Linked DNA regions of Homo sapiens: region 1 is linked to region 2. A link is a contact called in ENCODE Hi-C or POLR2A ChIA-PET data. All regions are on one chromosome and are shown on one strand. The core of a region is the stretch at or near the end of the contact, and the rest is flanking DNA. Distances in the headings are between cores, read along the strand shown. Region 1 overlaps KANK1 (KN motif and ankyrin repeat domains 1). Region 2 overlaps KANK1 (KN motif and ankyrin repeat domains 1).

Evidence for each region. Hi-C counts contacts between places; a loop is a spot of excess contacts on that map. ChIA-PET counts read pairs that join two places held with the same protein, here RNA polymerase II (POLR2A).
Region 1: a map of ascending aorta shows a loop between it and region 2 (2.1-fold over the local background). The contact joins two enhancer-like sites. A Hi-C loop is called at or near these places in 1 of 168 maps with a recorded cell type or tissue (ascending aorta). POLR2A ChIA-PET finds 5 or more read pairs at or near these places in 2 of 52 experiments (MCF 10A and naive thymus-derived CD8-positive, alpha-beta T cell).

Annotation. Positions count from the first base shown.
Region 1 is chr9:610,872-617,415 of GRCh38, reverse strand. The region is part of intron 1 of KANK1 (KN motif and ankyrin repeat domains 1); the gene reads right to left. Among named protein-coding and RNA genes, the nearest start is that of KANK1-AS1, 71 kb to the left of the region's middle. Within about 2 kb of position 3,380, at least 22 of the 41 ENCODE cell types and tissues checked have a DNase peak (open chromatin) inside an H3K27ac peak, as active enhancers do.
Region 2 is chr9:533,443-540,157 of GRCh38, reverse strand. All of the region lies in intron 1 of KANK1 (KN motif and ankyrin repeat domains 1), which reads right to left. Among named protein-coding and RNA genes, the nearest start is that of KANK1, 32 kb to the right of the region's middle. RefSeq lists a silencer at 2,732-2,944. Within about 2 kb of position 5,102, at least 5 of the 41 ENCODE cell types and tissues checked have a DNase peak (open chromatin) inside an H3K27ac peak, as active enhancers do.

The DNA.
Region 1 (6,544 bases), core at 2,131-4,630, 79 kb before region 2:
GAGAAAATAAGGGAATAAAACATAGGTTTTAGACATTTGCCACAACCCCCCTCCTCCCCAATCCTTCTCCTAACCAATTCCATTTATCCTTTGAAGACAAAAGACATGTCTGGTTTTGAAAAATAAATGTTAAACAAGGAAGGCAACGAGTGAAGTTGTAGAATACAGATTGTTAAAGAAACTAAACCACTGCCAAAAGAACTGGACTCAGTAAAATAACATTAAGGACAGTTCAAATATACCATAAACTCTTTATTATATTTTATTAGACATAATGATTCCTTGCAAGAATGAAAAAAAAATCGACCTAACTGACCTAACATTCACTTACGGTAGTATATTAAAAAAAAATTATTCTCTCTTAGACTACTGAGATCTTCTAGAGAAGGGACTGCATTTTAAACATGTGGTAGATTACATTACTATTCACCAAAATTTCCTGCTCCTTCCTAAGGAAGAATCACATATCCCCACCCTCACTCAACTCGGGTGTGGCATTGTGACTTGCTTTAACCAATGAAGTGGTAGCAGAAATACCATGTCTCACTTCCAGGAAGAAGTTTTAAGGGCTAGTGTGGAACTTTGCCTTGCTTTCTTTCCTTCCTCTGCTATAAAGAACAGCAGCGACATAAGCAGAGGCTGCTCCATCACAGGTTGAGGTCAACACTGAACACAGCTGCAGCTGACAAATAATGGACGTGTAGCATATGAGTAAAAAAATCAGTGTGTGTTGTTGAAAGCCACTGAGATTTGGGGTCTTGCAGAATAATTACTATCTTGATTGATAATGAGTGGCTTAGAAAGGACACTTAGTAAAGCCAAGCCTGGATGGAAGGATAGAGGATATAAAGTATTCAGAAATTCCAGTGGTGAAATTTGGTAGGTATCAAGTGAATATAAATGAAATATTTCTTTGATTTATATGTGTAAAGACAGCAGCTTTTAGCTTAAATGACAGCTTGGAGAAGTGACAAAATAGAGGTTTCGTAAATTAAAGATCTGGCTATGCAGTTTGATGGTAATTTAAGTGGTGTTCAGGATGTCCATTCTAATAATCAGCACAAGATCTACTATCTTAAATCCAAGTTGCTTCAGACACGAGTTGATACAGTATCACCTAAATGCTGAGGACTCACTGAAGTGACTGCTGAAAAGCCTTCACTTTAGTCCTCACGGTTATGTCATGCAATAAGGTAGGACCGGATAAAATTTGGAAGTCTAGTAACCCAAGCCAGTTCCTAAGTTTACCTAAACCTGAAAATTTCATCTTGTTGATTGAAACTCTTCAGCATTAAACATTTCTTTATTGAGCTTCAGTGGATGTGGTGCTCGGCTGATGCTGGGTGGGGAGGTGACACTGGTAGGACGGATACAGAAGAGTCCCTGTTGATCCTTAATATGAGAAACCTTCCTTAGGCTTTCATGCCTCAAGAGGCTTGTCTGGGCAGGCAAATGGCATCAACACAGCTGTTGAACATATGCTATCAGCTGGCACCACCTTTGGATCCTGGCATACCAAGGACCAGAAGTAGGCCAGCATTTTTCCACCTGGATTCAGCAGTTGTTTTCCCTGTTCGTTCTTTCATTCCTCATGGGTCTTTAGCTAGGTTAGGTATCACTTGGGATCTCCTCTACCACTATCTTCTGTCTTTAAATGTCAAAGAGAATATATAACATTTGTTCTTCATGTCTTGGACTTTATGGTGATCTAATATCCAGAAGCTGGTGTTAACTGGACAAATGCAAAGACCAACCAGGGAAAATAAACTGAAAGCACACCAATTAATTAAGTCTTTACCTAAAGGATATACTATGGGACTGACTCTGTGCTAGGTACCACAAGAACAAGTGGGAATCAAATTCCAGCCCTTGAGTAGCCTTTTTAGTCTATTTGATAAGAAAAAGAGAAAAGAAACAACATTATTCCCCCTCTTCTTAACTAGCATAATTTTAAAATGTGGGTACTCAAACCATCACAGGTAAGGCTTTCTCCCACCCAGTGATACTTCTGTAGAAAGAAAAAAAGAGGGAATTCTAGCAAAAAGGAAGAGCATATGATGCCAGATGGACTAAAAGAGCAAAGAATACAATTCATCAGCAAATTATGTGTCTATTAACAGTTTCAAATAAAATGCAATAAAATATATTTATAGTATGTTGGTATCAAAAAGATGATACTATGCCAGGCGCGGTAGCTCAAGACTATAATCCCAGCACTTTGGAAGGCCAATGCAGGAGGACTTGCTTGAGGCCAGGAGTTCAGGACCAGTCTGGGCAACACAGGGAGACCCTCTACAAAAAATTAAAAATTAGCTGGGTATGGTGGCGCACACCTTTGGTACCAGCTACTCGGAAGGCTGAGTAAGAGAATTGCTTGGGCCCAGGAAACGGAGGCTGCAGTGAGCCATGATTGCATCACTGCACTCCAGCCTGAGACCCTGTCTCAAAAAAAGGGCAGGGGGGGGATGGGTACCATAAAATTATATATGTACAATTTTGTACTATATTAAGAATTGTATGTAGGAGTAATCACAATCAGAATACATATATAAATATGAATGAGCAGAAGTTTAAGGTGATGGGCTGTAGTGATTTTTTAAAAATATAAAGTACATTTATATACATTTCTTTAAAAGATCATGTTCACTAAATCCACAAGGCCCACAACCTACACCAAAATCTCTAGCCCAGCAGTTTTCAACACTAGAGAGTACTGGCCCCACCCCAGGAGGCACACGGAAATGCATGGGAGTGTTACTGGGCAGTCATGTCTGAGGGGCACTTCCGGCATTTAGTGGGCAAGGGCCAGGAATGCAGAATACCCTGCCGCACACGAGACAGTCCCACACAATGAGGAACTGTCCTACTCATAACACCAGCAGCACAACTGTTAAGAGATTGCCACTAGGATAGGACCAAGATCAGTGTCAGCCAAGATATGCTGTAAAAATCCTAAAATTTAACAAAATACCATTAACTTTATGCCAGTATGATTTAAAAATAAATCTTTTTCATTTAAAAAAACTGCAGAAGTATATAATCACTCCTCAAAGATGGAAATGGGTAAAAGATCCTATTACCTGAATAGAGAAAACAATCTCATTTCCTGAGAGAGATCATATTGCTTTCATGCTAGAAACAATTTAAACAAACACTGAGGGTCGAAAAATTATCCCCATCTGCTAAACACACTTTTGTACCTTATCAATACACCATTATCTCACAGCTGGTTTGTGAACTCTTGTCAGTAACTCCTGCCCCGGACTGAAAGTTCAGAAACAAAGAAGCAAGGACAAGTGGCTGGAAACCCTGCAGCCACTGGCATGACCAAGAACTGAGCACTCTGCTGGCCGACTTGCTCCTTGTGAAAAATGGCCCTCCAGTGCCACCCAGAGATGCTTGGAGCGCTATGCACAGCGCCTTCTTCCCGGCCTCAAATAAGAGGGGAGGAGAAAAAGGAGAACTACTCTTTCCTGTAGGGCGCAGAAATGAGATCCTTTATGCTCAGTTAAATGGTCTTCCTACTTTTACCCATGTTTAGTACTTAGGACAGTCACACTCATATTTAACTTCCCAAAAGGCTGGTGACACTGCCATCTAGTGAATACAGTCTTTTTTACAACAGAAAGTCACAAAACTTAAGGGGCTCATGAACCTGTATTTTTAAAGTAAAGTTCAAGAAGTATCCTGTTTTTAATCTCATTTGAAATACTACTTAATTTACATTGAGAAGAGGAAAAAAGTTAGTAATAGAGAGTTTGCTCTCTGTGGATTCCTTTTAGGAATTAGCAAAATTTCAAAAATGAATACAACAGGAGAATGTAAACAAATTCGATTTTCCATACAGCAGGGGAGTCCAACGTTTTGGCTTCCCTGGGCCACACTAGAAGAATTGTCTTGGGCCACAAATAAAATACACTAACACTAATGATAGCTTATGAGCTTTAAAAAAATCTCATGTTTTAAGAAGTTTACAAATTTGTGTTGGGCTGCATTCAAAGCTGTCCTGGGCCACATGCAGCCTGTGGGCCATGGGTTGGACAAGCTTGTCATAAAGGACTGAAGCTCTGCTCTATCTCCAGCAACGATTGTTACAGCTGTACTTGCTATCTAGTGTGCTGTTCACAGCATGGTCCACTTGTCCCTATATGGTGACTACTTGTGCTTTTCTTGAGTTGCTAGCTTACTGAATCTTAAAGATGCTGTGAACTATGTATCTGGTCACAATTACTTCTTTGCCTTGGCTGCTAGGAAGCATGGAGCCAAATTACTGGCCTATTCTGGTCTACTTACAAGATCTTTTACAGTACATGCTACCTCTATCTTTACTCCATATTTCCTCCTCTTGATATCTTCCTTCTGTCCCAATATCTTCACCCACTCATTTAAAAATTTTATTTTGTATGCCCCTTTAATTTGGTACATATAAATAAAACACATTAGTGTTATTTGCTGTGTGTATGATGCTCCTGTTGGGATCCTCTGCATGTAACCATAGGCATATGTATGGCAAATATCACAGGCAAAGGTGATTTGTGTCTTATATGACTCTTAGGGTCTCTTACTACTTCTTGACTCCCCATTAGGAGAGCTGCTGCTGGTCTAAACTGGGGTTCGAAAGAGTGTCACAGTCAAAGGTATTGCTCACATATAACTGCTACCTTTTCCACATTCCATTCCAGTATGGCCGCCTGAGATGTCCGGCTTAAATTTCTAAGCAGCTTCTTCAGCTGAAGGGACTGCTTTTTTAATTTCTCATCCCACAAATCCTGTCTCATTGTTTCTGTACTTTGTCCCATTCCTAGATAGTTGACCTATGTATTCCAAATGATAACTTTTTTTAATATGAAACGTTTTTAACATAAAGGCTTACTAAAAGGCAGAACATAAACTGTTTTAGCAAAAGGCATAAAGATGATGACACTGAAACCCTAAAGGCTGTCTTCAAAAAAACACCGATAATGTGGGATACCTTATCACCATTTCAGCAGACATCATGTCTAAGAAACCGGGCCTACATACTGTTGAACTACATTCATTCCTGTTGAGATAATGACACCCAGTCAGAGTGCATCACTGGGACATCTTAGACTTTGTACTGAATTTCTCTTTCTTATCTCCAATAACTGGCTATTAAAAAAACACAGATTGCAAAAATCACATTCTCAGTCTTACCCAAGAGCCACAACACCTGGCTTTGTGTATTTTCTCTACAGCTGCCAAAAGCACAAAACAACAGATAGTTTCCTATTAACAAAGTGCAATTTAAGAGGCATAGGTGGCTTTGTGTGGGAGGTACTATGGGTAATATGTGTGTTCATTATGCAAATGAAAGCCAATCCTATTTTTAAATGTACTTTTATATGTACAGGCAAGGGCACATAAGAGTTAGATGGTCGGCCGGGCGCGGTGGCTCACGCCTGTAATCCCAGCACCCTGGGAGGCCGAGACTGGCGGATCACAAGGTCAGGAGATCGAGACCATCCTGGCTAACACGGTGAAACCCCATCTCTACTAAACATACAAAAAATTAGCCGGGTGTGGTGGCATGCGCCTGTAATCCCAGCTACTCAGGAGGCTGAGGCAGGAAAATCGGTTGAACCCGGGAGGCGGAGGTTGCAGTGAGCTGAGACTGCACCGCTGCACTCCAGCCTGGGCAACAGAGAAAGACTTTGTCTCCAAAAAAAAGAGTTAGATGGTCAAGGTGATGAAGATTACAAAAATATTACTGGGAAGATAAACTATCAAAAATGCCTGCAAAATAGAATGACACTGTCATTTGACAGTCAGATAATTAGTGTCAAAGGTTCTGAATTTTAGACACACTCCTATCTAATGGGATCGACATACCTATGTTATTAAGAAGTGAAGTGAAATGTAACTTCCTCAGTGGCTTGTTTGGATTCAGCTTCTGTGCAAGGAGCAGGCACTAAGACACATCTGAAAAGCATGAGAGACAGAGGACATGGGCCTTAAGGTTTTTATTCCAAGTTCAATCATTACTTGAGTCCTGTACTTTTTTCTATGTCCTACACTGAATCCTGGAGATAAGTGTAGTCATCCAAGCTTACACATTGGAAATTAAGGCATAGAGTCGGTGAGGAACTGGCCCCGTGGGCTGGGCTCTTGGTTCAGTGACAATTGTCTGTGACTTACTAAAAGATTCTTTAGTTTGCCTGTTGTTTTTAGTAGAAAGCTGTGGGCTGGACCCAATACTAACAAATGGAACTCAGGGGGCTGACAGCGACATCTCTGAAGGCCAAAAAACCTCCTCACATGTCAAGCCAACCGTCCCTTCAGGTCTTGGGGATGGAGATAGGGCTGGCAGGTGGAGTGATAAGGTAACCTAATTATAATAATGCCAGAGTAATAAAGTGAGTGACAACATAAAGGATACAGAAGATGCCTTCTGTCAGAGACAAAGAATTCAAAAACAATCAAATAAAACCACCAAACAGGAGAATACCATTTCATTCTTCTTCTACGGGACTGGGGACGATGTTAACCATTTATAAACAGCACTCTTGCGTACTGGCCTCTTTCC
Region 2 (6,715 bases), core at 3,853-6,352:
TATCATACTCAGTGGTAAAAAGCTGAAAGCCTTTCCTCTAAGATCAGGAGCAAAACAGGATGCCCACTCTTAACCACTTCTATTCAATATAGTACTAGAAGTTTTAGCCAGAGCTATTAGGCAAGAAAAATAAAATACATCAAAAATGGAAAGCAAGAAGTTACTCTGTCTCTGTTTGCAGATGATATAATCTTATATATAGAAAACCTTCAGAACTTCACCAAAAGATTGTTAGAATAAACTCAGTGAAGTTGTAGGATACTAAAATCAACATATAAAAATCAGTAGCACTTCTATTATATATACTAATAATGAACTATCTAAAAAATAAAGAAAATGATTTCATTTACAATAGCATCAAGAGAGAATAAGGCCGTGTGCAATGGTTCACACCTGTAATCCTAGCACTTTGGGAAGCCAAGGCAGAAGGACTGCTTGAGTCCAGGAGTTCAAGACCAGCCTGGGTAACGCAGAGATGTCTCTACAAAAAAATTTAAAAATCAGCCAGGCATGGTGGTACACACCTGCAGTCACAGTTACTTGGGAGGCTGAGGCAAGAGGATCACTTGAGCCCAGGAGTTCAATGCTGCAGTAAGCTGTGATCGCACCACTGCACTCTAGCTCAGGTGACAGAGTGAGACCCTGTCTCAAAAAAAAGAAAGAATGAAATACTTAGTAATAAATTTAACCAAGGAGGTGAAAGATCTGTATGCTGAAAACTATAAAACATTGCTAAAAGAAACTGAAGACATAAATAAATGGAAAGATATCCTGTATTCATGGGTTGGAAGAATTAACACTGTTAAAACTGTTCATACTCCCCGAAGTGACCTACAGATTTAATACTATTCCTATTAAAATTCCAATGTAATTTTTTACAGCGGAAAAAAATATTGTATGGAACTACAAAATGCCCCAAACAGCCAAAGCGTTCTTGAGCAAAAACATGCATGACATTTAAAAACTGGAAAGTTTTCAGCCAGGCATGATGGCTCATGCCTATAATCCCAGCACTTAGGGAGGCCGAGGCAGGTGGATCACTTGAGGCCAGGAGTTCAAGACCAGCTGGGCCAACATGGTGAAATCCCGTCGCTACCAAAAATATAAATATTAGCCAGGTGTGGTGGCTCATGCCTGTAATCCCAGCTACTCGGGAGGCTGAGGCAGGAGAATTGCTTGAACCCAGGAGGTGGAGGCTGCAGTGAGCTGAGATTGTGTCACTGTACTCCAGCCTGGGCAACACAGTGAGACTGTCTCAAAAAATAAATAAATAAAAAACAAAAGCTGGAAAATTTTCAAACAAAAACTTTTATAGGTGTCATTTATGAAGTACTTACTATGCCAAATGTGTAACAAATATGTTGTCCCTTATAACCATCCTCTGAGGGACAATCATTATTTCCATATTACAATTAGGAAAATGGAGGCTCTGATCCAATCAGAGACAGAATTCCACCCCAACTCTGACTCCTTCCTTATGTTCTAAGCTGACTCTCAAACAAATAACTAAGCAAACAATAGCTTTTGCTAGATAGCACCACGCTGTTGAAACCCACCTGTTTGAAGGAACCTCTGCAGGTATCTATAATTAAGTTAGGACTGTTCCAACTTGAACTAGTTGCTGTCAATTTAGTTTTAAAAACTGCTCCAGCCTGAGGCAGAATGTGCCTCTTAGGATCCTCAAAATTGTTTTGTCAATCATGGAGTAATCTTTACTGAAATGCTATAAATGTTTTTCTTTCCCTCTTCTTCCTGGAGAACTGATAACAATTCTGAAATGTGTAAGATGTCTGCCCCTCCTTTACTCAACTTTTTACAAAAAAACAGGGCCCTGAGATAGAGGGCCTTGCACACAGTCTCCTGCTCAGCTGCCTGAGAAGGCATTACTGAGCACTTACTACATCCCCATTTTTTGCAACACGATCTTTCTCAAGTACAATCATCCTAAGTTGGGCACTATTATTAACTTTTTTTTTTTTACAGACGAGAAAGAAGGGGCTGAGAGAAGTCCAGAGCTTGTGTTCTTTCCGCTCTCCCAACCATGTTGATTCTGCCACAGCTCTACCATCTGCTTTTCAGTGCTGCCCTCAATAGCTCTGCTCCAAGACAGAAAAAAAAAAGGATGAATAGCTTAACAAGAGAGAGGGGAATCAACAGTAAATAAATGTTTGAGCCTACTCAGGGCAACTTGTTGTGTTGAGTGAGAAAATAAAAGGATGGACCCTATCCTCAAAGAAATTAAATCCAGGAATAGTGTTAAGACACACGAAAATAAGTAAAATAGAAAACACTCCTTTCTCAATCAAGAGTTCTCCACCTCAGCACTACTGACATTCTATAACTCTTTGTTGTGGGCTATTCTGGGCATCTCTGGCCTCTACTCCCTAGATGCCAGTAGCACCCCTCCCCAAAATCATGGCAACCAAAAATGTCTCCAAACACTGCCAAATGCCCCTGGGGGGCAAAAATCGATCTCCCACCCCCACCTGTTGAGAATCACTGCTCCGAATGGCACAGGTGTTGAAATATACCTATTATTATTATTTCAGGTTATTCCAGGGCTTCATCTTAGGTGCAAGCTTTCAGAGTTCTTTTTCAACATATGAATCAATCAAGATTTATAATCTCAAGAGAAAAAAAGAGCCCCCCCAAATTACTTGTTTATCAAAGACATTAGCAACACTTGAGAGACAATTATCCCAAACCTGTGGCTTGTTGAAAAATTAATTTATCCCATCCATGCTTTGATCTTCTAGCAAATTATTTTCTGAGACAAGATTTAACTTGTGAGGGCCTGACAGGCTAACCAGCTGTCAGACAGGAACTGGTATCAAATTCCAAGTGTCAAGTGGAGAGGAGGCTTCTCGTCCTCCCCAAGGGAACCCTGCTCAGTAACATACCAAATGTCACAGAGGGGTCCAATTTTCCCACGCAAGAGCAGAGGTGCAAGCATCAACGCAGCTTAGCTTTGTTTTCAAAGGAAAAAGAGTTGTTTAGGAGGTGGTTTCATTTTATACTTCAGTATTTCCGTTATGAAAGGGTTCCTGTTGTTTTAGTTTTAGTTCTTAATTTCACCATAAGCAGGAGAGTCACAACTCAAGTGGTCTCCTCGCTTCTCTCTCGCTTCCTTGTCCTAAAAGAGAGAAGGAGGTAGCTTCCAGTCTTCCAATGGGTCTTGCTCATCTCACACCTGACCTGCAAGGTGCGTGCTGCCAGCCAGGTGGAACAGATGCACCCTGAATAAAATGCTTGATTAGAAACCACACACTTTACTTAAAGGGGTGCCGACTGCGAACTAAGAGAGTTAACTGTATTGTGTCTACACCTTATCATGTGTGGCAGGCAGAAAAATGCGCCCCCCAAAGGTGCCCAACTTCTAATTCCCAAACCTGTGACTATGTTACATTCATGGCAAAAGTCATTGTGCAGACGGCATTAAGATTAAGGACTTTGGGATGGAGAGATTTTCCTGGATTATCTAGATGGACCCAATCTAATGAGTCTTTTTAAAAAGTCTTTTATTTCTGTGGTCAGAGACAGAAAGATGGGATCACATAAGAGGAGCCAGAAGAAATGTCAGGCGTAAAAGGGACTAAATTTGCCAGTGGTGGCTTTGAAGATGAAGAAACGGGTCACAAGCCAAGGAATACAGGCAACCTCTAGAAGCTGCAGCAGTAAGGAAACAGATTCTCCCCAAAACCTTCAGAAGGAACTGGTCCTGCTGACTTCTTGATTTTATTCCAGTGAGACCTGTGTCCAACTTCTGATCTACACAACTGTAATATAAAAAAATGTGTGCTTTTGTGTATTTTTTTTCTCAGACAGTCTCGCTCTGTTGCCCAAGTTGGAGTGCAGTGGCATAATCTCAGCTCACTGCAAACTCTGCCTCCTGGGTTTCAAGTGATTCTCTTGCCTCAGCTTCCCGAGTAGCTGGGATTACAGGTGCCCGCCACCATGTCTGGCTATTTTTTTTATATTTTTTAGTAGAGACAGAGTTTCACCATGTTAACCAGGATGGTCTTTAACTCCTGACCTCAAGTGATCCGCCCACCTCAGCCTCCTGAAGTGCTGGGATTACAGATGTGAGCCACCGCGCCCCACACGTGCTGTTTTAAGCATGAAATTTGTGGGTTTTATTACAGCAGGAATAGAAAACTAAAAGACTTTAGTACCTGGAAGTGGGGTGCTGTTATAACAAATACCAAAAAATGTGGAAGTGGTTTTGGAATTGGGTAGTGAAGGAGCTTGGAAGAATTTTGAGGAACATGGTAGGAAAGGTTTACGTTGCCTTGAACAGACCTGTTAATAGAAATATAAACAATAAAGACTGCTTGTGAGGACCCAGAAGACTGCTTGTGACGAGCATGGTAGAGAGAACATAAATAGCCTTAGAGAATATCTCAACTGTCAAGGACACAGGAAATCACAAATACCATGATTCTACAGCCCATTTGCTGCCTACTGTGCACCAAGCAAGTGGAGCTCCAAGGCGGGCAAAGGCCCTAACAACTCAGGGACAACTCTGTCACTCAGCAGGTGTACTGTATTGTCTGTTTCATCTCACGCTGAGAGTAAAGCCATTTTCCTTACATGTTACTAATTTTAGCCCTGTGACCTGGGGCAGACCACCTCTCTGAACGTCACTTGGAGATGATCATAGTACCTGTGAGGTCACACATGAAAACTCACAGTACAGTGCCCAGTACAGAGTAGGCACCAAAAATGTGAGCTATTTCTCTATCTGGAGAGAAAGAAGTGTGGGCAGGAATAGATCCTTCCTTTCTCCCACAGGAAAGCCCCCGAGGACTCTTCTCCCAGGGAAGACGTAGGGCCTTTGCATAAGGGAAGGAAACAGATGCAAATGTAGGGGATCCTCAAGAAGCCACATACATCAAAGGCAAGGTTTGGGGACCTAATGGGGTTATTCCAAAAGCAAGGGACATAGGTACTGAGGTCTGAGGAAAACTGCCCTAGGCAACAGAGAAAGAAAAAAAGGAGGCTGCGTTGTTTCTTTGGGTGACTCTATTGCTGGAAACTTGCCCACTGCAGTCTGAGAACACTGGGCAGAGTTACTGTGCCACTCTCAGTGCCAACTTGGACAGGAAGTGATGTGGCCAATCCCACGGCTGCGAGGCCCAGCAGGAGGGGCAAAGGGGGCATCCTCAAAGAAAGACATCATTTTAAATTCTCTGGTCTGGCTTCTTACCTCAGCTTCCCCTCGGCCCAACCTCCACCCATCTCCATCCATGGAATTACAATACACAACTCAAATTAAAAGACTAATTGTTCCCACATGGGCAAAATTTTACATAAACTTATAGAATTTTCTACTTAAGATGAATAAACAGCTTTCTTATTGTAAACATGTTTTAGTGTTGGTGCTTTTATCAAGTTTCTGGGAGAAGCCATCAGAGGAAGAAAAAAGGCACTAGAAACATCTGATCCTTTCTGTCTCTTTACATCTGTACCCTTGACTATAAATCACAGTAATTCATTCCCCAGGATGAACAATCAATAGTTAAATGTCAGCCAGTAGGCTGCTGCATAACTAAGAGGGGGAAAAAATCACGCTAGGAGTGATCAAGATAAAACTAAGGGGCAAATGATTAAATAATTCTCTGCTGGTATGTTTCAAAGACGTATGTCTGCCAACATGGTCCAGATTTTTTGCTTAAGAGCGGCATTTTCCCCTTTTCTTTCGAGAAAATCTCCTTAGGTCCTGCTGAAAAGATATCACATCTTACATTACTTTCTGTTGATAGTGAAATCCACAGCCTCCCCAGCAATGTGATTAAGGCACAAATTTTTGAGACCAAAGCACATGTAGCCAACCGAGCACAATAATACTTTCAAAAAAAGAACAAGTTTCAAAAGTTCTTCTAACAATTCCATTGTTCAACATTCACAAGCTGGAAGAACGTACATTTCTGCATTTTCTGAATTTCCACAAGTTGGGTCAGTCTAAAGGCTCATTCTTCACACTCCCACAAACTATTTATTACTCTATGCCCTTTCCAAGCAAATCGAGATAGGCAGTTATCAAAGCAGATGCATTATTTGGGTCCACCTGAAAACAACTGGTTCTGCCCCCCCCTTTCTCCCAATCTGCAAGCTTCTGTTCATCCCTGTGAATAAAAATGCAGAATGACAAAAAGTCTGGGTGACTTACATTATTCTCCTTATCTCAACATAAATGTGAAATCTGGGGGTGTCAGCTAGTCAATCTCCAGGTCCTCGTAAAAGATAATGTGCCTGGTGGTTTTGTTTTGCTTTTCACAAACATGGAAAAGGGGAGGCATGGCTTAGAGGCAACTACATAATGAACTTAGCTGCTGAAAACAAATTCCAGCCCACTTCCAGAAGATGAAAAACAACACATAATGCATAGAAACTGTTCAAAGCTCCCATGACCTTTGCATCTGTCTCACTCTATCAGGAACTAGAAATGCCACCTCAGTTTTGACAGACTGGGCCTCCAAAACACAGCCTCTCTCATCCTTGGCTTCTCACCCAGCAGCACCACCTTCAAACCAGGGACAGTCCAGATACCAGAGTATGATCCAGTAAAAACTATTCAGGATTCAGATAAGTCAAATAAAAATCAGATGGTCTAAGAGTGTTTTGGAGGAGGGTAAAATATATAAACAATTTTCCATTTTCTATGCCTGTGCAGGAGCACTAGGTAGTATTTAGACTGTGCCTGCCACTTTAAATG